Linked DNA regions of Homo sapiens: region 2 is linked to region 1. Evidence: read pairs that join two places in POLR2A ChIA-PET (ENCODE). Cell type or tissue: CD4-positive, alpha-beta T cell. All regions are shown on one strand. Each heading gives the region's core, and the rest is flanking DNA. Links, peaks and the distances in the headings are about the cores only.

The links. ChIA-PET counts read pairs that join two places held together with the same protein. Peaks named below come from ENCODE experiments on the same cell type or tissue, not always from the same donor. Only the 100,000 strongest peaks of a DNase experiment are listed, where the experiment ranks them.
Region 2: POLR2A ChIA-PET joins it to region 1 with 5 read pairs; 3 of 35 experiments call an interaction of 5 or more read pairs at or near these places.

What each region holds. Positions count from the first base shown.
Region 1 is chr7:20,287,203-20,290,132 of GRCh38, reverse strand. No RefSeq gene overlaps it. Among named protein-coding and RNA genes, the nearest start is that of ITGB8, 42 kb to the left of the region's middle. In CD4-positive, alpha-beta T cell, for the core only: no CTCF peak of the experiment used is centred there; no DNase peak of the experiment used is centred there.
Region 2 is chr7:20,200,053-20,202,982 of GRCh38, reverse strand. All of the region lies in intron 1 of MACC1 (MET transcriptional regulator MACC1), which reads left to right. Among named protein-coding and RNA genes, the nearest start is that of MACC1, 16 kb to the left of the region's middle. RefSeq lists an enhancer at 1,317-1,366. In CD4-positive, alpha-beta T cell, for the core only: no CTCF peak of the experiment used is centred there; a DNase peak (open chromatin) is centred at 1,442.

The DNA.
Region 1 (2,930 bases), core at 179-2,678:
AAAACAATTGAAACAAAATAAAACCGTTAGGTAAATTAGTGGGTTTAAATATTACCGAAGAGGAAATTCACTAGTTTTCTAGTCAGTGGGACTTACCAAGACACACAACTTGTGTCTGAATTTAAATTTACATAATTAAGACAAGACTCAACTTTCTTGAAAATATGTAAGATTGTATTTTGGGGTGAATTAAATCCTGTGAGATATCATATAGAAAACATTTTGATCAGTGTCCTGCAAAACAATTCTTAAACAGTTCTGAATAACATGAGCCTTATTCCTTTTTGGTCAGAAATTAAATTGCTCCAATGTAATTAGCTAGATTTTAAGCACGGTTTTGTTTTTCTGCTAAGAAAGCATTTGTGTACTATATCCTTGCTACCCAAGCTATTATTTCATGTTCATGTCTCAGAAGCTTTAATGTGCACAGGAATCACAGGGGAATCATGTTAAAATGAAGTTTCTTATTTGGTAGTTAGGAAAGAGACTTGAAATTCGAAATTTTAATAAGCTTCCAAGCTGGGCCAATATTGCTCGTGTCCAGGCCACACAACTGAATAGCAAAGCTGTAGATGATACACCTATTATATTTATTCAAATATACCATGCAATTGGCACATTTTCCATTTCATAGTAAGAGACTTATTGTTTAATAGAGAATGCATTCATTAAATAGAATTGAATTAAAAATATATGCATAAACAGCTCTGTGTTGAAAGAAATTTATATCTGAATTTTTGAAGATGCTAAAATAAAAATGTTTTAGGTTCAAATTTTTAAAAAATTAATTTTACCAATGGTTCTAGAAACACATAAAACATCTATGTATCATTGCCATAGATACACTAGTTCTGTTTTTTTTTTTTAACTTTTATTTCAGGTTCTAGGGTACATATACAGGCTTGTTGTATACGTAAGTTGTGTGTCACTGGGGTTTGGTGTACACGTTCTTTCACCACCCAGGTAATAAGCGTAGTATTTAATAGGTAGATTTTTTTATCTTTACCCTCCTCCCTCCCTCCACCCTTAAGCAGGCCCTGGTGTCTGTTGTTCTCTTCTTTGTATCCACATGTATTCAGTGTTTGGCTTCCACTTATAAGTGAGAACATGTGGCATTTTATATTCTGTTTCTGTGTTAGTTCACTTAGGATAATGGCCTCCAGCTCCATCCACGCTGCTGCAAAGGACATGATCTCATTGTTTTTTATGGTTGCGTAGTATTCTATGGTGTATATGTACCACATTTTCTTTACTCAGTCTACTATTGATGGGCATTTAGATTGATTCCATGTCTTTGCTATTGTGAAGAGTGCTGAAATTTGCTTTTCAAAACCCTAGCTAGTTCTATAGTCTGTGTCGTGATTGGTTACAACAAATATTTTCCATGGGCAATTATAATTAAATTTGGAGAATGATGGTCGTATATAAATATAAACTGCTGAAAACATAAATATGTTTTTATTTTATTTATTATTATTAATTTTTTATGAGATGGAGTTTTGCTCTTGTTGCCCAGGCTGGAGTGCAATGGCATGATCTTGGCTTACTGCAACCTCCCCCTCCCAGGTTCAAGCGATTCTCCTGCCTCAGTTTCTCTAGTAGCTGGGATTACAGGCAGATGCCATGATGCCCAGCTAATTTTTGTATTTTTAGTAGAGACGGGGTTTCACTATTTTGGTCAGGCTGGTTTCGAACTCCTGACCTCAGGTGATCTGCCCACCTCGGCCTCCCAAAGTGCTGGGATTACAGCATGAGCCACTGTGCCTGGCTGTAATACACTGTTAAAATTGGTGAATAAAAGATCTGTCTTAATGACAAAGGCTTAATTATGCCCTTTCTAGGTCTTATCACATACTTGGGATTCTGAGGATATTTTGAACCTACAAAGAATGTAGCATCCATTCCAAAATGAGTAATAAGAAGAAATAAATGTAGACTTCAAGCATCTATAACTTATTTTTCAACAGATCTCCTTTTGTTTTTGCAAACTTTTGGACTAGTCCCATTGTTATCCGGGCTTGAACTCTTTACTCCTTTCTTTCTTCTCTGGTCTGTGTTGTTTTTAAGCACTCACCAGTGATAGATTTCTAGAAAATAGAATGTACAAAATAAACAAACCACCAGAACCAGCAGCAGCTAAAGAAAAATAAAATACAAATAAGGAAACAATGAAAAGTCAAAGCAAGCACCCAAATTCCAAGCCAAATTCAATCTGCAATAAGAGATACATTTGAACAAAATGTAAAAATCAGTGTATATCCCTCAGACTTTGTCTATCAGGGTGAGAGATTCAGCTCTTCACTTGTTCTAGAAGAGGCACCATGACTTGAGTGACCAGGGAAGGAAGACAAATACTTAATAATTATGTCAGATATTTGATTTCATCTAAGTTACACTGGAAAATCATCTATATGAAGTCCCCCAACATCGTGAGAGACTATGATTCTCACCTATGTGTAATTTGTCTTTTTATCAACAGTTTGGTTGACAGTAGATGTATTGTTATTGATTGTATTCCAAAACTTTATGATCGCTCATGTGTTTTCCATTGTATTAACCCATTTATTCCTAGAGATACAACTTAAGGCTAGGAAAAGCAAATATTAAGTAAACATTGTTTTTTACACAGGAAGAAACAGATTCTTATCTATTACCAGTCTGAGGTTTATATTTAACCAGTTTCATGAGAGGTGTTAACTATTATCTCCCCACCTGCTGCTCTAGTTGATCACATGACCCTACCCTACTATAGTCACAGCTAAATGAATCCACAGGTTGACTAGTTGTCTATGACAGTCAATTGTGACAGACTCTGAGCAGACATTAAAGAAAAGAACAATCACATTTCTTTCTCAGAAATTTGGACTTAAGGTTTTGAGGAACACGGATAATTCAGAATTTAGAGTTAGAACTGATAGGTTAGGTAATAT
Region 2 (2,930 bases), core at 161-2,660, 87 kb after region 1:
TTTAAGAAGGTTACATACTTATCTTTGCTCACATATAAAGAGAACATTCATTTTTAAACAAAGACAACATACAATCTATGGATTTCCAGAACAAAGTTAGAATTAATGAATTTAGACTAGGAATAACTGAAACTGAATCAGTACTCTAGAGCTACACTTTCCAAAAAGGTAAGCATTAGCCACATGTGCCCTTTAAATTGATGAAAATTAACGATTCAATTTCTCAGTAAAACTAGCTCGATTTCAAGTGTTCAACAGCCACATGAAGTATGTTCAACAGCTGCATGAATGTAGCTATTATCTACCTGATTGGATATGACAGATATAGCACATTTCCAAAATCAAAAAGTTTTTGGTTCTCATCACAGATAGTAAATCATTTAATTCTCATAAAGCATAGTGGAAAGGGAATAACAATTATTATTATTACTACTTAATAGATGTAAAATTGAAGATTGGAGAGTTTTAGAAGCTCGATCAGGTTTTTTGGTTCCGGGTCCCATTTTCTTTCCTCTAAAACACATTGATTGATTATCAAGGCAAGTATGAAATGTATCAACCACTTTGCTCTACGTCCAAATACAAAGAGGCGTATTCTGAAATCTAGAAATTTCTAAAAGAAGGAAACTAAGTCCATCTCTATGTCATAGCTTTGATGGAAAACACAATCTTGTATCTGTTTCTAATACTTCCCATTTTACAATCCATAAAATGAACTTACAGAAGTTGATTTAACCAAAAGACTGTGAACAAATGGAAGAAGTTTTAGATAGCATTAATGAATTGCTAAATAACTGCACTTGTCTACACTATCCTTTCACTTTGGTATGATTGTCGAAGAAACTATTCACTGGCTTGGATGTGCGGACATGGTTTTGAGACCAGACTCATTTTCTGCTGGCATTTGAACCCAGATAGCTTTTACAAATGAAGATAAATAAAATTCATAATAAAATATTTATTCACACTAAACACCTAGGAGTGTGTGGGAAAAACAGTTTTACTGGGGAAAGGAAATACAGGGGCCAGTTGAAAAAACACGAAGAATAATTACCAGTAAGTGAGGTTTGAAACTCATTTCCTCTACAGGAAGACATGGTTCCAACTGGTACAGAGGTTAAGGTTCACATTTTGCATCCTTGGAGACAGAATCTCAAAAATGGAATCTAAGGTGGTCTTAAGTGCAAAACCTCAAAAGGGTAATTTATAATCCTTGGAGTTTAGGAGTCGAAAACAAGGGACAAGGTGAACTCTGTCCACTTCTCTCCATTCTTACAACCACTTTCCTAGTTCAGGCCACTGCCCTTGCTCTTTGTCTCTAGTTCTGCTTCAACTTTTGCTTTCCACCTTCCTGAAATGTAAATCACAGATGAGATCATGTCATTGACTGAACTTAAACTCCTCTGCGTCTTCTTTAGGCTAAAGTTCAAGTTCCTCAGTCTGTGTTATAAGTATGTCATGACCAGCCTCTGCCTTTCTCTGCATCCTTCCCTCTTGCCCCTCCCCCATCCTTGCCTCTGCCCCTACCCCACTGCTATGCCTCAGCCTTACTGAAGTGCTTGCTGCTTTCTGAACGAGTTCTGCTCACTCTTGTTTTTACACCATTGTGGATCATTTTCCTTTTACCTGAAGCACTTCATCCTGCTTCTCCCTACAAATTTCACTGTGGAGCTAGCATTTGAACCCAGATAGCTCAACCTTCAGAACCCATTTCATAAATTCTGCATAATTAGTCCATGGGGGGGACAGTCTGAGAGCCCCTCTTGGCCTCTTGTATTGCATGATCCTGCTGCTTCTTTCTTCCCTCTCTTTAGTTAAAACCTCAGACTGTGTCACATCCTTCTTTTGAGTGTGACCAGCTCTCATTCACCAATGAGATTCACTTAAATTTGATTCACCAATTCAGATGACATAGTACCACTTCTCTCCCTTTAGAATATTTTTTAAAATTAAAAAACATAATAATAGAAATCCATCCCACCAAATAACACCTAGTCATCTTGGAAGTTTTTAATAGGGAGAGGAACACTTCCTTGGTAGGCTTAGGTTGATACTTTTCTGAATGCAAAATGATATTAAAAATGTGCAGCAGTGAGTATGGCATGGACACTTGACCTGTCAGAATGGATGCTGGCCAGTGTATGGTACTCAGGTATTCTTACTGGATATCCACCCTGCCTGGAAGCAGAGAATAGGCATGAAAATATTGAATGGCTCTTAGAAACTTCCAGGATTAGATAGCACCCATGTTTCTAGCTGGGGTTGTGGGGGATATCTCAGGTATCTGACTGTGCATCAGTGAAAAGATTTCTTCTGGCTCCAGCAAAAAAAGAAATCAGGTGCTGATGGTTGAGTGCATTACTTCATCCCCCTTCTTAGGTAATTACATCACTCTGTCTCTCATGTCTTGTGATGAGTTTGGCAGTTTCCTAAACTAAAAACTTCCTGTAATTAACCTACGCACTCTTGCCTGTTAAATTTTGACAACAATTTACTTTCTCTTCCAGGATTTGTCGTTATGACCAGTAAATTGGTAGGAAATACTGATATCAAAGGTCTCCCAGTAACCTCTTTTTTCCTTGGAAGTCATCGTGTGTTTTCTTTGGTATTTATCAGTATTTTGAAGTATAACTTAATAGTGTTTGTTAATGAGGGATATAACTGTTATCTCTTTATCTATAACTGTCCATTTCTAGTAATCTAGTAATCTTTTAAATCTTTTAAATCTACTAATCTTTTAAATCTAGTAATCTAGTAATCTTTTAAAAGATTCTTCGTGTTTTTTCAGTTAGCCCCTGTATTTCCTTTCCCCAATAAAACTGTTATTCCCACACACTCCTAGGTGTTTATTGTGAATAAATATTTTATTATGAATTTTATTTATCTTCATCTGTAAAAGGAAATACATATATATGTATGTATATATACAT